Linked DNA regions of Mus musculus: regions 2 and 3 are each linked to region 1. Evidence: chromatin loops called from intact Hi-C (ENCODE). Cell type or tissue: left cerebral cortex. All regions are shown on one strand.

Region 1 (8,000 bases):
CTATAATCCCATTATCTGATTTCCTGATTGTATTTCAGCAGAAATGCCTAGGCCCTGGACTTCTAGAAAGCACCACACAACTTGTTGTTTCTTGCAGGAGAATCCAGCTACTAATGATGTACTTAATAACTACTGAACACATGTTGGTATAGCTGCTGTTGCTGCTGCTATAGCTAGGTTTCACAGAGCCATTGTGCAGTCAGCTCTCAGGATGCTCATCTTAACTGATGCAGAAGTGGAAGAACAAAGAGATGGAAGAACAAAGAAATGGAAGAACAAAGGGATAGAAGAACATTAGAGAATATAAAACAAAGAACAGTGGTGACCTTCTGATGGCCATGAGACTTCTTCATGTCTTTGTTATGGATTTTCTTACTATAGTTCTCTTGGGTTGGTGAAGGTCTTGATCCTGGGTCATGGGCTGAAGTTTTAAATAAGACTTTGCTAATCAAATGCTTTATTTTCGTTTAAAAACTCTTAAAAGAGAAGGGGGGGTGCTGGAAGATGGCTCACCAGTTGAAAGCACTGACTGTTCTTCCAGAGGTCCTGAGTTCAATTCCCAGCAACCACATAGTGGCTCACAACCATCTGTAATGGGATTGGGGTGCCCTCTTCTGATGTGTCTGAAGACAAACAGTGAATATATATATATATATATATATATATATATATATATATGCCTCTTTAACATAGTAGTCACCCAGTCGTGTTGGCCTTTGGTGAAAATCAGGTGTGTGACAAATGAGCACAATTGCCTTGACCACATCCTACCATCCTGCTTGTCACCTGGCAGTACTGAGACATCCTCTGCCTGGCAGAAGCAGTCACCTATTGTGTGAGGTTCACACTACAGACCAGACTTAACTGTGGTTTTGGAACTGAATTTGGCAACTCATATAGAGCTTATTCATATTCTTCAGGAATTATAACACTTTTCAAGCTCCGTAAATGGGGGTTGGGAGCCCCTGTAATCTGTGTTCATGAAACTCAGAGGGCATAGCTGTTAGGGAACTCACTCTTGCTGAGCTGAGACCATGCCACCTTGCTGTCGTCACTGGGGACCTTTTCACTCTGGGATCCCACTTGATTTTAGAGTGGAGTTCATTATCTCCTTACATATAAACTCACACAATCATTTCTTTACAGTAAAGCCCACACTCTCCATGAAAAGGAAAATAATAAGAACCCCACACACATCACGCTTATGTTTCATGTACATAGTGAACATGGCTGTTGAAAGGCTCATCCTGTCATTTTAAACATGCATCAAAACATTTGGAAGCTCCAACAAGACATCTCTATCAGTATGTGGGTTTATTGACATAATTGAATGTAACAATGTATAACATTTATCCATTTCTCACTGAAAAGACTTTTCAGTGAGACTGTTTTTTTTAAGTCCAGGCATTAAAGGGTTTTGGTGACAGTCTACAGTTGGGCAAGGCAGATGGTAAACAGAATCAGTGGTCTTTTCCATACTTTCAACGGGTCTCAGTTTTACACTGTGTAAATGAAACAGCTAAGAGAGGCAACTGTGCTGTGCATGAAAAATTGCGAGTTCTACAGGAGGTGCCAGATAGCCTGTGGGTTGAAACTAAGAGCGAACAGCCCCAGCTCCCATGCACCATGCACTGTGGATGTAAAACAAGGCCTGGCAGCAAACACGGAATGACAGTCTTATTTCCTGTGGTTTATTAAGTTTCGTCCCTGCAGATAAGACTGCCAGAAAAGCAGCTGTGGCTTAAGTGGTCTGGACATTTTACTCATGCTGGACATAAACAAAGACCGGCTCATTTAGACCCCCAGGTCTTCAGCTGCTGAGACAAGGCAGCATGGCTCACGTAGGCCAAACATAAAGAGTGATCGTGGTGAAGGGCCCTGGACTGTGATGGGTTCCCTGAGTCATTGGGACCCTCAGGGGCCTGAGGCCTGGAACAGAAGAGTCACTGTTAGCCATAGAACTGGCTGACCTGCACTGCACAGTCCCCCACTGCCAATAAATCCATAACCACGGTGACTATACCACAGTGTACATCCTCTTAGCACGTGTATGTGGACCACACACGAATTATTAATGTGAACCCAGCCACTATATTTAATCATAAACGTGGACTTCATAAATATCAAGGGAGAAAAGTATCCCAAATAGCTAAAAACACAACTAAACAAATACAAGAGGCTAATCCTAAATTAAAAATAAAACATAAAAAGAAAAGAAATACTGCATCTACTACTAAAAGATAAGGTTTAATAACACAGTAAGATACTGGCTATTGGAATAATTAATTTGTAAAATATATAATTATTTCACAGTGACAGTTGAATGCACATGTTCTTCTGGGTTTAGTAGAAACACATATTCGCTACTGTGGGTTTTTTGTTTTTTTGTTTGTTTGTTTGTTTTCACATTTGTTCCCTACAGTTTTCTTCTCCTGTTCTATTTCTTATAAAGAGCGACAGTGATGTGGTCAGAGATTACAGACAATTCACCCATTGCTTTGTTTGTTTGGGACAAACTCAGAGCCCCACAAGCAAGCTCCACCACTGAGCTCACTGCCCCCTGCCCCAAGCCTGACAATTACCTTACGCTTAATGCCTAACCGTGCAACTCAGAAATGGGTGCTGTCAAGAAGGGGATGGGGGACACTGCTGAACTGTCGTAAGATGTAGGTCACATTCACACCCGTCTAGGCATGCTATCAGAAATGTGGTAAGCGAACTGGAAGGCTGCAGTGCCCTAGGGAGTCACTGGTTACACACACACACACACACACACACACACACACATATCGCATTCTTTTTTCTTTTTAAAAGATCAAATCTGGCATTCGATTTTTTCCCATGTATAGATTTAAAAAAAAAAATAAGGTAAAACCACAGGCGCAAGCCTGGTGGAGAAGTATTAAATGCTGCCTTCTCCTGAGGATATTATCAGTTACCCAAAGGTCAGCAAAAGGTCATTTCCCTAACTGATAAAACGATAGAGAGGAGGTCCAGTCCTATCAAAAGAGTCTGAGTTTATTGGTCAGCTTGTTAAATCCTCTTCATATTGTTGACACAGGTAGCTTTTCCTTAAGGCTTCCTAGATGCTCTCCCAGACAACAGAAGAAAGGGTTCCCGGGAGAGAGTGGTACCTGTTTGTTTACCCTGCCGGTCTTGGCAGAACCCACCAGATCAGTGGGGTCAGTTGCTGATGGGGATCACTGTGATGGTGGCAAGTCCCCCTTTTCTTAACTAGAAACAGAACTCAGTTTGCCATAGAGCAAAGGAGTGTGTATACACACCAGAGCGTTCTGGTCATGCTGGGAGCGTAAAGCACCCTTTCTAGCCCAAGGTCAGCAGGCTACTGTGCTGAAAGTCACAGGAGCCATGAGCTAAGTGTGTCAAGGTTTCCCACTTTTACGCCATTATTCATTTGTCCCCACTCTTGGGTTAGACCACCAAGAACCATCCATTTGCTTTGTGATTACCAGGACGTGATGGATGGCATCTAGATTCACTTTCACATCTAGATTTCACTTGGCAAATGCACAAAAGGGAGAAAGAACAAGTCTAATAAAACTAGTTCTTCCTCTGAGAAGGCATGGGACCACGGAGAGTGGCTCCTTAAGGCCTGTGAGATCCCAAGGCATTGCCTAGTCAGCGAATCTTTGCAAGAGGTGATCCTCCCGCCTCAAGCTGCCACTGGTACCACCGCCGGTGCTGTCCATGAAGCGGTCGCAGGGGAACTCAATGAGGTCGGCCTCGCTGAGCGCGCACACGGTGGTGCGGGGACGGTGCGACTGGAAGCCTGAGAAGTCCGCGGACACACCAGTGCCCATGGAGCGCAGTGGCCGTCGGGTGGAGTACATGTGGCGAACGTGGACCGGGGCCCCTCCCTTCCGCCTGGCACGCAGCTTCCTCCGCAGCCATCGCGATCCCCAGGCTGCCAGTGCCAGGAGCACCAGAAGCGCGTTGACAGCCAGCAAGACCAAGGTCAGGAGCTGGTAGTCGACGCCACCTCGACCTCCTGCCTCTGGCAGGGTTACTAACCCTGCGCAGTGGTCTCGGGGGGCCACGGGGCAAACGCGACCCCCGAGCACACCCTCCACGCATACTAGGTAGGGGGTGTCTCCGCGCAGCTCGTGCAGCGTGGCCGAGTCGCTGCGCTCCGGCAGGTAGACGAAGCGCTGGAACTTGGGCTGCTGGCCAAAGCGGTCGAAAAGCAGGCGGAAGCGTGCGCCGCCCTGCGGCCGGGGACTGCGGTGTTCGCGAACCGCCCAGCGCACCGAGGCGCTGTTGGCGCTCACCGCCTCTACTGTCAGGTTGCACAGAATGAATTTGTTGAAGTCACAGGGGTCAGACACCAGAGGTGGCAAACCAACCCCACTAACGGACTGGACTGCGCTCTCTTGCTGCTCGGACGCTAGGCGCTGCTTTGCTGCGCGCTGCCAGCTGTCTCTGGCAGATGGTGTCCCAGAGGCGGGCTCAGACGTCGGGGTGGGCTCCGTCTGGGAGAGATTGGCTCGGGTGTGACGTCCTCTCCCCGGCTTCTCGTGCAGGTCCAAGGACTGTGGGGCAGAGCCCGGAGCCGCAGCAGAGGGGCCCTGATGGGGACCTGGTCCCCGCCGGCTCAACCTTAATGCGCTGCGGTTGCCCACCAGTTCCTTGGCAGCCCCACCCCAGGCCACTCCTGGTAGAAGTCTTCCCCGCTGCTGGGGCTGCGGCTGCGGCTGCAGTGGTAGCTCCTGCGAGAGGCCTGCAGGGGGCGTCATCCCCTCTTCTGACGATGTGGGTAGCGGCCACTGCCTACTGCCTGCTGTAGGGGAAGGTGAGGGATCCACGCAAGACCCATTCTGCAGCAGTTGGTCATCCAGGTAATCCAGGTACTTGCCCCGCAGGGCCGGGGGGTGGCGACACTGCACGAAGACCGTAAGGAGGCGACCCTGAGAATGCCAGTTGCCCATCCAGCGTTTCAGACCCCGCAACCGGCAGTCGCAGGTCCAACCATTGCCGTCTAGATCCAGCCGGTAGAGAGCCGGACTGGCGGCAAAGATGTCCCCAGAAAGGGCGCTGAGCGCGTTGTCGCGCAGGCTGAGCTCACGGAGCCGGCCCTGGTGGCCAAAGGTGGCAGGGTGCAGAGCAGAAAGCTCATTGCCACTCAGGTCTAGTGCCTCCAAGCTGTGCAGAGGCTCCAGCAGTGTCAGGGGGAGCTGGTTCAGCCGGTTACCTTCCAGGCGCAGCTCACGTAGGGCCTCCAGTCCCCAAAAGGCCTCTGGGGCGAGGTGCGTGAGCTGGTTTCCACTGAGGGAGAGCAGGCCTAGGCGTGGCAGGTGCTGGAAGACGCGGGGGCCGAGGTGCTGTAGGCTGTTGGCTGAGAGGATGAGAGTAGAGAGGGAGCGCAGAGGGACAAAGGTGGCCGCGTGGCGCAGAGAGGGTTGCAGCTCGTTGGCCGAGAGATTGAGGAATCGAAGCTTACCCAGCTGGCTGAAGGCGTTCTTGCCCAAAAAACGGATCCGGTTAGATTCCAGGTGTAGGTAGAGCAGGTTGCCCAGGGGAGCGAAGACCGCGTCCGGCAGCGCTCCCAGCACGTTCCCGTCCAGCCGTAGCTTGACCAAACTCTCCAGGCCCTCGAAGGACCCGCGACTCAGGCGTCCAATCTCGTTGCCGTTGGCGTAAAGGATGCGCAACTTGCGCAGCGGAGCCAACGTGCCAGGAACGAGCGCCTGCAAGAGGTTGTTCCCCAGGTACAGCTCCTCTAGTCGTGAGAGCTTCTCGAAGGTCTTGGGGTGGAGAGAACGGATCTGGTTGTACTGCAGATCCAGCCGTCTGAGCTGCCCCAGACGGTGGAAGTCGAAGGCGGTGATGTTGGTGATGAAGTTGCCGCCTAGGCTGTAGGTGAGCACGTCCTGGGGACTAGGCAGCGAGCTGGTCTTGGGTACAGCGCGAAGTCCCCTGTTGGTGCATAGGAGATGTTGGGGGTGCTGGCAGTCGCAGCGCTCCGGGCACACGGACTCGGCCCGCGGCGGGAACGCCAGGCAGCCGCACACCACGAGCCAGAAGCGCACGGCACCCACACCCTCCATCGCCGCCCGCCCAGCGCGCTGCGGCCGGATCGTCTTCTGGGCCGGCCGGCTCTGTGTCTCCTCTGCATTCCCCTCGGCCGGGCCTGAGTCGCTAAAAAGGCCTCTTTCGTACTTCGCTGGTGCTCCGTCCAGCCCTTCCTCTTTGTCCCGGTGGCTCGCCCGGGTCTCCGCAGGCCAAGTTCGCGGAGCCAAATCAGAAGGCGCTGGGCGCTCGGCGAATCTGGGGTGCTACTTGTTGCATTTCTGCAGAAAACTGTTTCTTCGGGTGAGCGTCGGGGGCGGGAGGAGCGAGCAAGAGTTGGTGCTTTTTGTTTGCTCTGGAGTCCGGAGAGCTGGATTCCCTGGCGCGGATTCTCCCCGCCAAACGGATTCCCCCGCTGCAGGCGGGATCCCTTCCAAGAGCTGCTGGGGTGCGGCTTGGCTGCAGAGTACCGGCCGCTAGGCCCACGTCTCCGGCGCCTGCCCGCTCGCGATCCGGGGGGATTGGGAGTGCAGCCGGAGTGAGCAGCCTGGGGGACGCGCAAGCAGCGTCCGGAAGGGACCCATGTCGGCGTGGAGCGAGCAAACCGGCGGAAATTCGTTCTTCCCACACTCTGCCCCCCGGGGGATGCAGGCGGAGAAAGAGGAGACGGCGGAGGCAGGACAGACCCCGGCTGGGGGAGGAGGAAACACTAAGTGGCTCCGCGTCTGGTCAGCCCTAGCCCGGACGCCAAGTGAGAAAAGTAGGGATTAAAAACAGCTGTACGGGTCGGCGCGCAGGCTGGGGGCGGGGGTGGATTACCGGGCGAGCAAACGGGGATTGCAGACAGAGACCTTTTTATTTTAGGCCGGTTCGCCGGCGGCTTCGGCGCAGAGGCAGGGCGCCTACATTTTACCTACTCTTCTCTTCCCGGTGCCACCCTGCAAGATGTTGAGACAACACGGAATTCCCTGGCATCGTGCTCCAAGTTTAGGGGAACACAAGATTTCCTGGCAAGGCCATCAGTGGACTGTTGACAGGACTGTTGCTCAGTCCTTTTAAAGTGTTTGGGTTTCTGGTGTCCTTTGCTCATGTCCAAGGAGAGGCACCGCCTCTTTTAGGTTCCTAAACCGAATTATCTGCCGGTTCTCGCTCTGGGAAAACCTCTGAAGAAAGCTCAGAAGTGGAACTGTTACAGTGACTGTGACACGGACAGACTTGGCTATTCAGCTAGATTAATTCTCCTGCAGTGTTAAAGCCCTTCAAATAGCCTCGGAACCCGGGCCTGTATACAATACGCTGCACAGAGCCTTTGGAGATTGCTTCTTGAGGGGCCCGCCTACTTTGTGCCAGAGCTTATAGCAATCTTGAACGTTTTCAGGCTCCAAGGTGCTCAGGCTTAGATTTCTTGGGGGGTGCCAGGTGTCGGATATTAACTTTTATTATTAATACACAATAGTGCACCATTTTATCCGGGGTTCCCTTAGGGCCAGTGTCTGATAAGAATGAAAACAAGCAAGAGATAGCTGTTGCTTATTATTTGTTCATGCAAAGCAACATTTTGAAAGTAGCCCTTCAGGATTTACTGTGTGCTAGCAGTGTGGAAAATTAGAGCCCATATCCTGGCTTCAGGGGGCTGACTGTCTGTATGGGAAGAGAGGCACACTGACAGATCACATTAGGAAACTGAGCAAGGAAGAGGAGAAATCTGCAAAGATTCAAATAGTTTAGTCACTCTGTTATGTCATTTTCTTGTTGAGCAGTTTATCAAGGGGAGTGATGGAGCCATGTGCTGAACCTGGCAGGGTGGTAAGTGAAGACTTCATGGGTACAACAGCGACCCCAATTTGGTGGGAGATGGGTTTTGGACTAAAACAGGTAAGTCTGTAGTGAAGTACACCCAGTTTACTGTGTTTTGCTTTGAGCTTCGAATAAAAGGCAACTATGGAGACACAAGTGTTTGTTTTACTAAAATG
Region 2 (8,000 bases), 220 kb after region 1:
GAGAAATGATAGAGTGGATTTGCAGGGAAACATCTGCCTGGATGGCAGCTGCCTGCCCCGAGGGAGTGGCCCTAAAGTAAGAGCATATTGTTTATGCTTATTCACCCAGGCATACATTTCAAAAATCACAGCATCAACTAAAACCTGGGGAAGAATTTCCAATCCACTCTGTTGATTCGAAAATTTGTGTTCTAATATTGCATTCTATTTTTCTACTCGATGTCTGTGGTGAATGTGACACCTTGCCTTTTCTTTCAGACGAGGTAGGCAGATGTGGCTGAATCACCATTTGCAGCCAGTTTCTTTCCAAATATAATTTGTTGGCTAAGTCCTCCAGTCCTACCAGCCGTCCTTACAGCAATAGCACTGAGCTGGGAGCTTTTGCTTAGCTTTTTAGTACTAATCTATGTGGTTCTCCTGTAGATCCTGCCTTGATTATTCCAGGGTGTGGTCTTATATTGGATGATTTTGATAAATCCTCAGAGTTGCAAACCATAAGCCGAAGACCCTATCAAGATGCAATTGCTTGATACCTTTGGATCTTCTTAGAAACGCAGGGTGGGACCTGCCCGGACTTGCTGGATGGAAGTCATTTGAAACCCTTAACTCTTCAGGAATGCAGAAGCTACATGACCCTCTTCTATGTATTGACCCTCTCTCTACCTTGAATTAAATTCAGCAGTGTGGGTGGGAAATAGGCACTTTAAGTAAAAATATCTCGTTTACTCAATGCCTGAGTCCCACTCATACCAAGTGACTAAGTCATACCCAAGAGTCCATGGTACCTTGCAGACTAGGAAGGAAAGCTTCAATAGTGGGGATCAGGTGCCCACATGGTGGGTGGCAGGTTTCCTGACTAGGGAGTGCCCCTGGGATCTTTGAAATGCCTTCATTTTTGTAACTAGCATCTTCACATCCCTGATTTCATGTCTGTCCCTGCCTGAGCCCTGTAGTGTAGAGCATCTTTAGCTCTCAGGGAGCCTTGCCTGCCCCTAAGGCTAGCATTTGAGTCAACACAAAATGACAGTACTGTCCTAGGTTCAGATAAAAAAAGAAATAAATATTTAAAGTACATAAACCATCTTTTAAAGCCTTCGAGTCTCACCCCAGTGAAGGTTCAAACAGGAAAATATTTACTTAAGAGCAGAAACTTCAAACAAACTGGGAGGTAAGTTTCCTTTGTGTGTTCTGCAGAGGCAGCCAAAGCTGGCTTCAATTAGATAAATGTGACCTTGAGAAATTATTTATATTGTCTCCCTTTTAGATATTTTGACCAGGAAAAAAAGAAAAGGTATTATACTCCTGTGGTTGGAGTGCTTGTGCATTTTGATTAAGACATTATGATCATTCTGGCCTTAGTTTTCCTATTGGAAAATGTAGACAGTAAGTCTTAATTTAGGATTGTCACAAGTGTGTGACAATGTGCTGACATTCTGAGCAGGCCCCTGGTGTACAGTGAGTGAGTGGGGCTTTGTATTATCAGTGGCTAGGAACTAGGTTCTTCCTAGAGGAGGATGGGTGGGAAAGCACCCCAGTTGTTTAGTGGGGTGCTGGGGAGTCTGGAGAGAGAACTTGTGCCTTCAAGATTCTTCTCCTCACTCTTAGAGGTTCCTACTCACTGCCTTGCCCAGCAGTTCCTGTTCTCTGCCTGGGAGCCACTGTCACAAAGCACCTGCTGCACCAGCGCCATCGAGTACTGAGGTGCTTGTCAGTCATAGGCTCATTTACATAAAGATGAGGCAGATTACTGGCTCCCATTGACAAGAAGGAGACTGCAAATTGGAAAGGTTAAGTCCTTGTCCAAGGTTATCAGAGGGGATATAGCTCAATTAGGATCTGAACTCGGATTTATCTCCAAATCCCAGGCCTGGATTACAGGTTTTACTACCCCCACTACATGGGCGACATAGTTGAAATGGATGAAAATTACTTTTGCCACAAACCACAATCCTTCCACACTCTTCTGAGAGAGTAAGTGAAGGCCCAGCACACTTGCCTTAAGGCACAAACAAGGCCAGAGCTCCCCAGCAGGCTTCTGTGTATCAGAGAGAGCTCTTGTTTCCTTCAGTCACCACATACTCTGTAATCTAGGATTCAGAACCAAACCCATTTCAAAGACCAAGAAACTGAGCCTAAGGAACTTGCTCAAATGACAAACTAACACAGGTCTGTCAGGCTGCCAGGATACAGAGTCAACCTCTCTAGAATCACTTGCTTAGGCTTTGTTTTCAAATGGTCCGCGACTTGTAGAGAAGACTGAGATGGGCTCAGGTCTTGGATGCTGGCTCTCCTCCAGTGTGGATTCACTTCCTTAGAAAAATGATTGTTCCTCTGTTGAATCTATTGCTATCATGGGAAAAGAAGTGAAAATATTGATTCTGGTTTTCTGTGGGTGAGGGCCAAGAACGCTTGTAGGACAGTCATCACTTATTGATGAGATGCGTTCTTAGAACTGCGCCACTGTTGCTGAGGGAATGTCTCGGTGTGCTCCTGTGCTTGCTCCATCCAGGTGGGGAGGTCAGTCCCTACCAGTGTCTCTTCATTACATCAAGAGACCCAGTGATCCCAAGGCTGCTGGCTCAATACCAGAGCACACCATTTAACATGAAGCTTTGTGTTTTAATGGGAGAATACTCCTCGAAACCATGTTAAAATTTATAATACAGCAAATCCAGAAAGCAGTAACATGTTCACTCTGGTCAATATCAGGAGTACTCCACATAGCTGCAGGAATTGTATTTCTGTCTCACTGGTGGAATTTTTCCCAGTAACATGATTAGGAAAGGTAGCTGGTTGTGTCACTCTCTTATGACAGTTACAATGGCCATCATGATGGTATGTGGGCTGGTCCCATTATAGTCCCTATGAGATCTCTACATGTATGTAGCCTGTTACCAATAGAAATATCAATGTGTGGCGCATGTCTGTATTGGCATACTATTTATTTACTTGATCCCCTAGGCTGATAAGCCCAAACTGTGGCTGAGAAAATGTCCATTATCTAGAAAATAGCTTTTGACACTTGATTTTAGAGGTTGTGTCAAACAATCAAAAAAGCCAACTTTCCACCTGAAAAGGCATTTGTCACTGACATGGATAACACCTGTGATTTCTAACAGAGGATTTCACTCTGCAGTTTAAACAGGTCCCAGTTGATGTATGAGGGTTCCAGAGGGTACTGTGGGGTCCCAAGGCAAGGATATGGTTTTCCTTATATCTTTATTCCATGGGTCTGGTATACACTGCTGCACACAGTGACTGCTTGGTAAACTTTTCTGAATGGATTGCATAATGCATGAATAGATTAGCAGTTAGCAGAGAAGAGATGCCATCCTAAGACACAAAAACCAAACTCAGTCTGTCTGCATTCGCAGCCTTGGAGCTTTCTTTATTTACCTTTACCTCATATTTTTCTGAGGACAATGAGGGCAGAAAGAGTTTAATAATCTTAAATGCTAGGAAACAAAGCTGCAATGTGCCATGTGCCAATGAAGTCTGTCCCTCGTTTGAGTGTAGCTAATGAATGCATGTGTGTCCTCGTGTGCATGCGTGTGTGTGTGTGTGTGTGTGTGTGTGTGTGTGTGTGTGTGTGTGTGTGCTGGAGGCATTGCCTCCATGGCTCAGCACTACGTTCCAGGGAACATCTGTGCCTGCAGTGTTGGGATCTCCACTAGGGGTCTCCAGCAGCTGGCGATTTGCAGTGGCAATCGGGTTTGCAGCCGGCCTCTCTTTGTCTGCACCCCAGGTGTGGACTCCCCTTTGTTTCCTGGTTGGGCAGCTACCTTGCCTGGAAGCCAGCTGGGTTCTCACTGTGCCTTCTAAGGCCACCGCAGGCTATCAGCATCTGCCTCTAGTTTATCTCGTGTTCTCGGAGATGAGCCAGTGCTTTCTAGCAGGGTTAGGCATCTTGTATAGGAAACAGGGCTTGAACTACAAAGAGAACCAGTTCTCCCAGCAATGATTTTGATGAGGAAAAATCGACAGCAAAGGGGCCACTTTTCAGGCCAGAGTAATTTGCCATAAAATATTTAAAGCTGCTTGACAAACAGCCCCACAATTCTCCCATGGATGCAGACCACTGGATTAATCTTGCAAGTAAGGAATATTTCATTCTGTGTTTAGCACAAGGAAAGGAAATGACCTTCTCGGAGAAACACAAGAAAGGAATGCTGAGGGCAGTCCTGCATGCCCAATACATTCACTCTGTGGCGTGTTCTGCCTGCCTTCAAGCTTCAAAGGAACGCTAAAATAAAATAACAGATTATAGTAATGTAAGAATATCCTGAAAGCAATAAATGACAGGAGTTACAACAGTCCCGGTTGATGGAGAGACAGGGCCCAGGCTGTAAACATGTGACTCTTTTGCTTTTGCCATTTCAGCTGGTCTTCTTCAAAGCCAGATCGTTCTCACAAACCTGTCCACTGCCCTTTGTGCCCCAGAGGTGTTGTTCATCAATCGTGATCATAGCCCCCCGGAGGAAAACCATTCAATTCTTTGCTCATGTATTCAGAAGATATCTCTTGATGGCCTACTGTGTGCATGACATGGTAAATTACACAAAGGCTTGACAAGTAACCTGTTCCCCACCCCCTCTGAGAAACTTTTAATGATGTGGGAGAGAAAAATGTCATCACACCCAGCCATACCGTTAAGACACCACAGAACTGAAATCTGTTGGTAGGGAGTACAGCCGTGTGGGAGGATTCCATGGAAGAGCTGGCTGGGAAAGGAGAAGGTTCTCTGGGCAAAGTGCCTTCTGGTGAACTTTGACCACAGTTCCACTGGCCAACAGGAAGGACCTGGACAGAGACTACTGTTGATGGCTCCTAGGTACACAGGACACAAAGAGAAAAGGTCACAGCTGAGAAGGAGACAGCAGGAAGCACAGTTAGAAAGGGGAAGCAGGTTTGGAAGGTAGGGCCCGATCAGCTGCCTGGGTTTGACATCCCCAGTTACCTAGGCTGCAGGGCAGCTTGCTTCATGAATTTCTGATTTGGTGATGAAATCGATGCTAAAATTATAGTTAGGGGCTGGCAAGATGGCTTAGTAAGTTAGGACATTTGCCCTCAAGCCTGAGGACTTGGGTCTGAGTTCAATTCCTGGAGTCACATAATAGATGGATGAAATCTGACTCCTGTAAGTTGTCCTCATGTGGATACACACACACACACACACACATCTATATATACATATAAACACATGTGTACACATATAAACACATGTGTGTACATATGAACTTACATATAAACATATAAACACATATGCATGCAAACACATGTAAACATGTGCATATACAAATACACACGCAAATACACATCAAATAAATATAAAAATACAAAAAGAAAGTAGGCGAATGCTAAGTCAAAGCAAAATGGCAATTTTAAATTCTATGTCAGAGCCCATTATTGACAAACTCTCCTTTTTCCAAAGATCCTTTATCATTTGGAGGCAGGTGGATGGAATATTTAAGAAAACTGTACCAGATTACCTTAGATTTTAACAAATCTCACATGATACAGACTTGTGTAATGCCATTCAGAGTGAATTGAATACACAACGGAGGTTTTATCATTTCACTTGGGGAGCTATATGAGAAGTCCCACCACCAGTGGTTCCTGGACCTACTGACACATTGTGCCAGGTCCTGCTTGTTACTTTAGGTCTGGAACATCTGGTAGGGAGACTCAAGGCCCTTGGCCTTTGAATTGGAGAAAGGGTTTCTTGGCCCCGAGCAGCTATATCTTCCCTGCTGATGAACTGTCAGCAGTCCCGGTGAGCCATCACCTTTCAGTTGTCAGTCCAGAGACTGGTGCTTCATGTTTGCCCTTCCAAGCAGCTTACCAGCGATCTCCATCACAAGCTGGGCCTCACGGAAGCGCTCTCCTCTACTTTTGTATTGCACTGATTTTACCTGGTGGTGGTGGTGCCTTCCCAGTGAGAAGCCGTCCATCCCTTCAACAATTTGGAGTAATGAAGACAGTCATTGGGCCATACTTTGCTTTTAAACATATTTAATTTATTATTTTACCTATATGTTTTGCCTTTTTGTTTGTCTTAGTTAGGGTTTCATCGCTGTAAAGACACCATGACCAAGACAACTCTTATAAAGGAAAACATTTAGTTGGGGCTGGCTTACAGTTTCAGAGGTTTAATCCATTATTGTCATGGCAGGGAACATGGTGGCATGCAGGCAGACAAAAGTGCTGGAGTAGCTGAGAGTTCTGCATCTTGATCTGCAGGCAGCAAGGAGGGGACTGGATTCTACACTCGATGGAGTTTGAGCATAGGACACCTTAAAGCCCACCTCCACAGTGGCACACTTCCTCTAACAAGGCCACATCTCCAATAAGACCACACCTCCTAATAGTGCTACTCCCTATGGCCAAGCATCCAAGCACATGAGTCTATATGGGTCATTCCTATTCTAACCTCCACATATGCGTGCCACCTGGGTTCCTGGTACCCACAGAGTTCAGAAGAGGGTGTTGGATCACCTGGAACTGGAGTTAATGATGGTTGTAAGCCACCATGTGGGTGCTGGCACCTCAACCCAGGTCCTCTTCAAGAACAACAGATGTTCTTAATGGCGACCCACCTCTCCAGCCCACACACTTTTGCTTTTGTTACTAAAGTTCTGTGAAGGCAAATATAATCTGCACAAATAGAACCAGACATTCTGTGCAATTTACCATAAATAATGAAGCCCATCACTTACTGCTCAATTTGGGACCTTACATAAAAAAGAAAAGATAGAAAGTTTGGGCCACAAATGAAACATTTTCCCAGTAAATAAGTCACAATTGGCTGTCTCTAGGAGAGAAGAAAAATATTGTTCAAACAATTAGTTCTATCTTTTGGCTAAACAATTTACAGGTCTTTAGGCGTGGCACAGTATGGCTTCACAACCAGTATCTTTCTCATGCTTAAAAAGACTCCATATTATCAGTAGTAGAAATGGAGAAACAGAACTATAAGGTATTTGCTGACATCCTAGTTTGAAGTGAGATGCTGGTCTTCTTCAATGCCCAGGTCGTAATGATCCTGTTCAGTGACATAGCCATGTCTGCCATCTAAAGCTCCAGAGGGCTTTGTAAATTACTAGTCAGACAACCAATGCCATGTCATGTCTTGAACTCTGGGTGTCCAAGAAGTTTCACTCTCATAGAGTGGTCAAGATCATGCTGGGTGAGTATATGTCCCCATAAGGCTCCAGATGAGGTCACCTCAAGGTTGCAGTGCCCTCCAAAAGTGTCTGGGGTAGGGAGACTTGGCAGTACCTGAGTCTAGTTGACCCAGGCAGATCTGTCTTAAGAGCCCCTGTAAATGGAGTCCAGGAAGAAAATGCTCAGTGTAACTGAAGTGGCCCACAGGCTTTCAGCAAGAAGTTCACCCCATCCCACCCCTTTAAACTAATCAACAAACAAAAGTGGGTGGGGCACTTGTTGGGCAGTCACACTGGGATGGCATCCCCGGTGGTGGTGGGGATATAACATATACTTTAAATCAAGTAGAAAATGTGACATGAGTGCATATCATGATCCTTTAACATTTATTATTCACTGTACATGAGGTCCTCTTCCGATGTGGAGGCCCCCAGGACCTCGCTGCTGTTCCAGAGTCACTCCTGATCATTTTCAAATGGACTATGTCCTTTTTAGCCATGTTTTTCAAATCGTGCCGCTCCCAATGAGAACACTTTCCGTTTTGCTCTATAATGAGAGTACTTTCATTCCTTTAATGTTTGCTTTTTTTCCCTTTGATCTAACAATTTCTGTTCAAATTTCACAGTTTTTCTGTAGCTTTAGGAATGAAAGAACCGATTACCCTGCTGGGAGCGTGAAACGGATTTTAAAAAATATATATCTGCATGACATTTCCTTCCAGTAAAATTAATTTAGGTTTAAATACAGGAGGATGGCACACACCGGCTCCAGTCCCTTTCTCCGGTACACCTAGGCAATTCCTTATCCTTAAAGGATTCAGTCGCACCTGCTGCAGA
Region 3 (8,000 bases), 140 kb after region 1:
CTGGAAGAAGAATGTCACCAACAAGCCTCTTTGAAAGGACATAATTTGCCTTGGCCTATTCCTCTTTCTCGTTCTTGACACCCCTGCAGTCAGGAGGTGACAGCAGTTTTGTGTCACCTCCATTCAACTCCTAGAAGGTAACCTCAGGAGCTCTACCAGGCCATGAGTTCTGGGAGGCCAGGTGCTGTGTGCTGCCTGCTTCTATGTCACCAGCTCCGGGAATACATCAAGGGAGACAGGGGGACAAAGCATCAGGCAAGAAATCCACATCAAAGAGAGCAAACTGACTACATTTCATTCACATTTTTCTAAGCTGAGAGCCACCGCCTGCCATAGCTCAGTGGCATCCTCTACAGTGTGTGTCTGAACGTGAGCAAAAACGTTCCTGAACACAAAGAAAACCACTAGAAACACGAATGCTAAATGGCTCTTTAGGAGGCCATTCCTTCCAGGCCAGGCTCTGTTCACAGAAAAATAGAATTTCATCTTTAGGGGGGAACGAACGGGGGATGGGAGCTTCCAAAGGGAGAAGAAAGATCTGCTCTTTAAACCCCAGTAGCCCATTTACTAGTTCCAAAGCAACCTTCTTATTGCAAACACCCATCTGGCAAGCTGGAGAGAAGAATGCGGTCACAAAGGGAAACAAATAGTGTAAACTGCAAAAGAAACAGCTGAAATCAGTTTTCTGCACTCCTCTTGATTAGCTATTTTCCAGTTCTAAGAGCCCGAAGCAAAGGAAACTGAAACAGCTATAAACAACGGCTGCTTTGAAACCCGTCCTCTTTCCATGTCATGCAAGAGGAGACGGACCACATGTCATCAGTGACATCCACACACAGGGTCAACCGCTGGCTGGAAACATCCTTGCTTCCTCGTTGGGGGTGGGGTTACAAAACTCTGACTTTCGAAGGGTGAACACATGTCTTTAGTGTTTGCTAGTTACACAAGGAAGCCAAAAGACGCTTGTAGTGAGGAGTGGGGGTAGGTGTTCAGCCAGGAGGACTCAGTGGCCTTGGTGGTGCTGGGTGCTTGAGTAGGCTTCTGAGGACAGGCACCATGGTCCTGCCTGTGCAGGGAGAAAGCACTGGAAGTGAGAAGCCAAAGTCGCTCCCTCTGGGAGGATCAGCTATTATGTCCCAAGGAAACACTGCACCTGGGTGTAGAGGTGTAAGAACCGAAGTAACCCTGACGGAAACGGAACCCAAGGGTTGAAATCTTGAGATGTGGGAAATCAGAGAGCAGCCATATTCTTTTCTGGGTCAGCAGAGGGAAAGAAAGAGATGTCCTTGGCAGGAAATAAAGATCAGGAAGCCACCAAAAGCCCTGTCCCTCAGCCCTCTGTCTGATCAGCCAGGGAGAAAGAAAAGCAACTGGGAAGGCTTTGTTCCTGATCAGATACCCTTTCTCTTGGCAGCCCTGCTGGATGCCAGGTTTGCTCACTGGGTAATCAGCAGAGTGGGTGGGTGAGACTGGACGGGAGGAGACTCCAGGAGATTCTCATAGTGCATCCAAGGGTGCTTGGGAGCTCTGAAAGAATTCAGACTTGTTCTTAGCTCGCAATTTATAGCTTGGAAAAAAATTGAACAAATAAGAAAGGTCAGCTTAGTTTTTAAAAACATACTAAAAATAGATGTTAAGAATGCAAGAAAATGAAAGGAAAATTTATGTGTATATACTTTAACCAAGCTCCCAACTTTACAACCCCCAAGCCCCCCCCCCCACACACACACATCTTTATTTTTTTAAAGTGAAAGACAAACTTTGTAAGATGAAGGAAAATGACTATGTTTATCCTGGAAAAGTCATGACGAAGCTACAGAGTAAAATACACATCTAAAACCACAAAAGAAACAGTTATGGGAAAGAAGACAAACACCTGGGGAAAATGTTATCTCCTGGCAAGAACAAAGTTAAATAGAATTCTAGAAACAACCAGAAACTTCTAAGACATCTGGGTGGATGGCTTGGGAAAGAATCTTTCATTGAAAATGTGTGTTATGTCTCTACCGTCTTATAGGAAATTGTTGGAAAGCTACAACTGGTTACATTCATGGTTTTAGTCATGTCTATCTCCTGTCATAACAATAATCAATAACAAGGTGAAAAGGAGCAGAAGAACACATGCAGGAGCACACACACACACACACACAAACACGCACACACACATAGAAATGTTCTACAGAGTTCTATAAGTTGAACAATAAGGACCAATCCAGAGTGACTACCACAGGGAGAATTGCATGACATACCTGTACAAGTCTTGGGCTACATCATCCTCGCTGGTGGCGTATCCCTGGAAATGATCGGTGAAGCTGAAGCCTGTACCCACCTTAGGGGGAAAGAAATGAAGATGAGCATGAAGACGGATGTTTCTTGAGACTTTCAGCTCAACCCCACACTGGGAGATGGCCTTACAGACTCCAAAACCCACACCTCTGACTTCAGATCTCTGCCATCTCTCCACGTATCTCCGAGGCATCCCTCTTCCCTTTCCAGGGGAAAGCACACCAGTTTTGGCTCTTTGTATCTATAGGTCTACATGAAAGATGAGGAATCCATCATTAAGCAACAACCCAAGAGACAGGGAACCCACACCATCGGTAAAAAGCCATCCGCCCCTTATCCCAGTGGTGACATTCAATGGGAGGGACCCCACAATGTAGCCTAGGCTAGCCTAGAGCTCACAATTTAGCTCAGGCTGGCTTGAACTCACTCTTCTACAGCCCAAACCTCCAAACAGGATTATAGGGATACTCCACCATGCCCCGCATGGTAAATTAAATTCTAATATAGAAAGTAAAAACTCTGTTGTTTAGAAAATATATGGTAATATATTGTTTAATGTGAGGACAACTTAGGCATTTGTCATTGTTAAACTCCCTCATAGGGACTTATGCAGACCTATAAGGCATGGTCTACCACACACTGGAGGCATGTGTACAACAACAGGTTATTCTATTGAGTACAAGAAACTTCAGTCCAATGGCAGTATTTGCATACCTAAACCTGTGTGATAATTAGATTATTTGTTATCTAAACATGTGTGATGATCGAGGGCTAGAGGAGCTGACGGGACTGGCTCAGTTCCCTGATAGCCTTATAGAAACATCACTGTGTATGCAACCTGCTGTTGGCCAATCATCGAGCAGCCATGGCTGTATGTAGTAAATAGAAACAGGCATGAGGCCAGCGCTGATGTCCTGTGGTGTCCTGTGGTACTCACCGGATTATCAATGTAGAGCATGGAAAGGGTAAAGGTCCAAGGGAAGTCTCTGGCCACAACTGTCAAAACAGAAGAAGGGGTTGAGCTCCTAACAAAATAGGCCAGGCAAGGCATCCCTGCTCTGGATCCCAGCACACCCTGCTGAGCTCCCACGGACACTGCCCTCCCCTCGCCACTGGAGCACCCTCTTTCTGGAAGACCAGCACTCATCCCCTTCACCTCTCTCTTCTGTACTTTTGCCCAACACAGCGATACTATAGCCAAGCCTGAAAGCCTGACAACAAAACCTCATGAAGAGCTGAGATGAAAATGCCCATTGCCCTATGCTTCTAGGCCCAAGGCACCCTACACACCTAGGTGCAGGGTACCCTATACCCATCCTCTTGGACTCTCTTCCTCCTCCCCAACGCTGAAGAGAACAACCCTACCAAAGCTGACTCAAAGGCTTTTACATTGAGTCACAAACTCGTTCACACTTTGAATGCTGACCCAGGGAAAGCAAACTATCTGCCCAAAGAGACAAGAATAGAGTCTGCCCTGAGACACAGCCAGAGGCTCTTGCTCCAGCCCTTCCTCCACTTCAGCCTCACCCACTGCATCCTGCTCTCAAGGCATCAGCTCATTGAAGTGACAGAGTCATAAAGCATTTCTATTCCCGTGGATAAAGGGGGTTATAATTCCACCATTATTAAGCCCGTGCAAGAAGGCTCACCCAAATAGTAATAAATACCAACTGTTTTTTGTAAGTCAAGAATGCTTGAGTCAGCAGTCGACTTGCAGAAAACAGCATAGACTCTTTCACCCACATTCTCAGGAGAGAGCAAGCTAGGCAGGACACTCGTCCTGGGGCTCCTCCTTCTGGACAGACAGTGCTACAAAGTTGGGTTTCTATGATCTGGAGCCATTCTGCTACTCCTAGTGGTTCTTGTGTTTATTCTAAGTTAGTTTTAGAGCAGATACTGGCTGGAAGGAGACTCATGAGAAAAGCAGTCCAACCATCGCTTACCGGTCATGTTACTTGTGATAATATAAGGCCCGTGTTCTACAAAGAGTCCAAACATGGATGAACCTCCAGGTCCACCCTGAAGCCAGAGGACTACTGGGGCATCCTCAGGCTGCATCTGGAGGGAACAGAGAAGCCAGTGAGCAAAATTGCTCCAAGGTTGCAGGGTACACTCAAATGCATGAAGCCTCAGCAACATTCTAGAATGCTTCTGGCCCCCAGGGCTCTACTCTACTATAAATAAAGGTTGGTCACCTTTTACTATTTGGGATTTACATGTGCCCCAAATGCTGGTGTCTTTCTGTGAACGTGACAGCAGCTTGCCATCTGCATGGTCTATCCTCCAAGGACCAAATAACCCTGCTGTTTCCTAGTTGCCTCAGTGCCTCACACAAATAGTAGGCATCGCCAAAGTCCAGGTTAGCTGGACTCCTCCTGTCAGAGCATTGTGAGGAAGCTGTACTGGGAGGCTAGATTAACTTACGAGACCATCACTGGGAGCTGCTATCAGGAATCTGGAGGAAGATCCCTAAGGGGTATGACTTTCCTGCCACCTAAGGCCTGACATAGGTTCCCTCATATGTCTGGGCCTTTTCTGGAAGTGTTCTTGGGAACAGTTGTGGTCTGTAGAATAGCTTTGTCATGAGGGGCTAGCTCCAAACCCACTCCCAAATGTCAAGACATTAAATGGCACAGCAAATGCCCTGGAACATTCAGATACAATAAACATAATTGGCTATAATAAAGGGGCGTGGGGTGGGCAGAAAGTGCTGAAGCCACAGTGAGGCTGGGCTTTCGATCCACGGACCTGTAAGCCACTCAGTTGTCAGCTCAGTCACATGGGTGAGTGATGAACACCTGCTCCAAACTCTCCAGGCTCAAGCCCAGGCTTTGCTCGTCCCCAACTGGGTGATTCTGGGTAAGACGCCAAAGCCATGAGGACTTTACTTTCCTGTAAAACAGGCACTGGCACCATTGTTTACAGTGTGGACTGGAGGTGAAGTGGGAACACTCTCCATAAAATCTGTAGAGTGGCTGTGTTCTGCAAATGGTAGCCACCCACGTGAAGGGTGGAGGTTAAGAACTTCGAGGGGATCTGTGCTCAAATCATCTACATATAGAAGAACAGGAGACTGTTCAGCTTGGTGGCTTGTTTGCTTGTTTGTTTGTCTGTTTGTTTGTTTGTTTGTTTGTTTAAATCCTTTGGCCCCTATCATCCCTGGTCTATTTTTCATTCCTTTCTTGTCCTGCCTCAAATATGGACACGCCACAAACAAACTCAGTGTCGGGGAGAGGAGCCTTCTCTGTCAAGTCAAAACAGAAAACCCCAACCTGAGAGAGGTGTTTCAGAGCTGCTGTGAGGGAGGCCTGGAACCAGGAGGCTCTGGCTCTACTTCACTACTAAGTAGCTGTGGTGGCCTGGCCCTCTGCTTCCTCCAGCCTGAGCTTCCTCCACCCCCAAGCCCCCAAACCCCTCTCCATGGCAGCAATACAAGCCTTCCTGATCGCTAGGATGAAAATCTGTATGGAGTGATGCTGTCCACCCACCCCGCCCTTCCTGGAGCCACTGTGTGCTTTGCCTATCCACATGAGTAAAACCTTTCCCCAGAACCTCTGTCACTCACCAGGACCCCCAGCCCCCTATACTTTCATTCACCCAGTACTGAAATCAAACTCCATATAACAAGGGGTAGGAAAACCAGGAGAACAGGAAGGAAGTCATCCCCACCCTTCCCAGCCTCTTGGAAGTATGGGGTGCTGGGGTACTGACTTCAGGATGCCCAACCCTCAGAACCTTCCTAGGTTCCTATACAGCAGTGGACCAGTAGCCCTCAAGCTTGGTCATAGATTAAAATAATGTGGATAATCTCTTTTCAAATGACTTTGCCTTGACTGAAGCCAGAGGAGTTGTACTCCCCTTATCCCACCCCTTGACCCCTGTGTGGAGTAGGATGGCACTCTCAGCTTTCCCCCGACGATTCTTACAAGCAAAAAAACAGCTAGAGACCTGCTAGATGATAGAGAGCCTGCTTTTTCAGTCTCCTAGGCAACTAATCTCCAATACTCTCTTCTCCCCCACCTTCCTGTGACCTGGCAGGGTTAAGGTTATCTCTAGACACTCAGAAAAATAGCCTGGTCCTAAGAGGCCACACTACAGGACAAGTCAAACAGCAATGTGCCAAACAGGGTTCTCATGAGGCCGTGAAGCACGGCACCCTGCATTCCTGGGATGCTAGCAGACTTCCAACCTCAGCTGACCTGCCTCCTTGGTGCTCAGCGGCCCTTGAAGCACCTGGTTTTAAAGAGAACCCAACCCCTACCATGTGTCTTTCTCCTTCAATGAGTTGAGCAGCCTATGCACTGATGCCATACCTGAACCAGGTGCTGCGATATGAAGGTGCTATTTAATGCTATGTACCCGAGAGTCAGCCATAGCACGTCATGCTTGTGTGACGAATCATGACATCATAACCAGGATAGACAATACTTGCTATGGCCCACACGAACGGCATAACATTCTTATAGATAATCCATGACATATCCAGATCTCACTTGTGAGGTGAGGCCCTTCTCCAAGGAAAGAGGAGAAATGCACAAGGACATGACGAAGAAAACCTCACTGCAAACATGGGGGCCACTGAAATAAGGAACTTCTGCTAATTGGTGGTAGGTAGGATGGAATTCAGACTTTTGAAAATATTAATCTTACTTTAGCTACGATTCAAGACATTTAGGTCTCCCATCTCAAAGCTTTAAAGTGATTTTCTTCATCAATACGTTTTATATTGCAGAGTACTTCTTTTTAAATCTCAGTACATTTTTTTGCTTATTTGTTTATTAACTGGCACCTGTGAGCATTAATAAACAAGTTTTGAGAGCTGGTTCTCTCCTGCCATGGAGCTCAGGGGGCCGTCAGGTCCTCAGGTTTGATAGTGGGTACATTCAGACCCACCATCTCTCGGCTCTGGGGTATACACTCGGAATTAAGGATTTTTAAAGACCGCCCCCCCCCCTGCCATCCCAAGTCTAACTTCTTAAACTTAGTCACGGAGATGTCTGAGGACTCTTCTCTACACATGTGCTCCACTTATGGACATTACATACGCTGAAGACACAGCACAGTGATAAGGCCATGCTGTTTTTGTGGTCACTGGACCTCAGGTTGTGGGGTGTCTCTCCGCAGCAGTGAGTCACATCACCACCATGCCCCATGCATCCAGCACAGTGTGTAAATTCATCTAATAGCACACACTGTCTGCTCTCCCAAAGCTGTGGGTTAGCTCCTACTCACAGTCAGGAAGAAAAAAAAAGTACTCTGTAAAGAGTGTGGCTATGGGAGCTACACTGCCAGGACTGGAGTTCCGACTAGCTGTTTTATATCTGCGTGTCCTTGAGTCCATGCCTTACTTTCGCTGTGTCTCCGTGCCCTCTGCCTGGAAGCACAGGTTGTTATTTATATGAGCAGCAGGTACAGTCACAACACTTCTTTCAGGCAGCGTCTGGTGTTACCTTTTTTAAAGTGTCAGTTCAGGTTGGGTTTTTGATGAGTGGGAAGACAGCTACGTGTAGCTACATATAGGGGCAGGTGGGCAGAGGAACACGCGATTGAGGACTCAAAGGCAGGGCTTTTGAGATGGCTATTCAAGCTTGGGATGGATGGCTTAGATGGATAATCGCCCCGGGTAAAGAGTTACCTGTTTGAAGATGAAGAAAAGAAACAGTTTATGAATGAGTCAAGGGCCTGAGTATAACCATGTCGAGAGCTACTGAGAG

What was found. Hi-C counts contacts between places; a loop is a spot of excess contacts. Peaks named below come from ENCODE experiments on the same cell type or tissue, not always from the same donor. Only the 100,000 strongest peaks of a DNase experiment are listed, where the experiment ranks them.
Region 2: it touches region 1 in a loop (2.4-fold over the local background); 2 of 42 quality-filtered maps call a loop at or near these places.
Region 3: it touches region 1 in a loop (7-fold over the local background); 9 of 42 quality-filtered maps call a loop at or near these places.

What each region holds. Positions count from the first base shown.
Region 1 is chr6:53,814,171-53,822,170 of GRCm38, forward strand. Tril (TLR4 interactor with leucine-rich repeats) reads right to left here and starts at 6,655. Exons shown (of 1, transcript NM_025817.4): 1 at 1,298-6,655. The coding sequence starts at 6,065. The coding sequence ends at 3,636. In left cerebral cortex, CTCF peaks have their summits at 4,224 and 4,813; DNase peaks (open chromatin) are centred at 4,263, 4,419, 4,729, 5,155 and 4 more places; H3K4me3 peaks cover 3,891 bases; H3K27ac peaks cover 3,840 bases.
Region 2 is chr6:54,030,954-54,038,953 of GRCm38, forward strand. No RefSeq gene overlaps it. Among named protein-coding and RNA genes, the nearest start is that of Chn2, 5.0 kb to the right of the region's middle. In left cerebral cortex, a CTCF peak has its summit at 3,682 (motif pointing right); a DNase peak (open chromatin) is centred at 3,689; H3K4me3 peaks cover 164 bases; H3K27ac peaks cover 11 bases.
Region 3 is chr6:53,950,281-53,958,280 of GRCm38, forward strand. Cpvl (carboxypeptidase, vitellogenic-like) reads right to left here. Exons shown (of 13, transcript NM_001289713.1): 4 at 4,230-4,344; 5 at 3,224-3,282; 6 at 2,250-2,329. Among named protein-coding and RNA genes, the nearest start is that of Cpvl, 24 kb to the right of the region's middle. In left cerebral cortex, a CTCF peak has its summit at 4,087 (motif pointing left); DNase peaks (open chromatin) are centred at 739 and 4,062; H3K4me3 peaks cover 70 bases.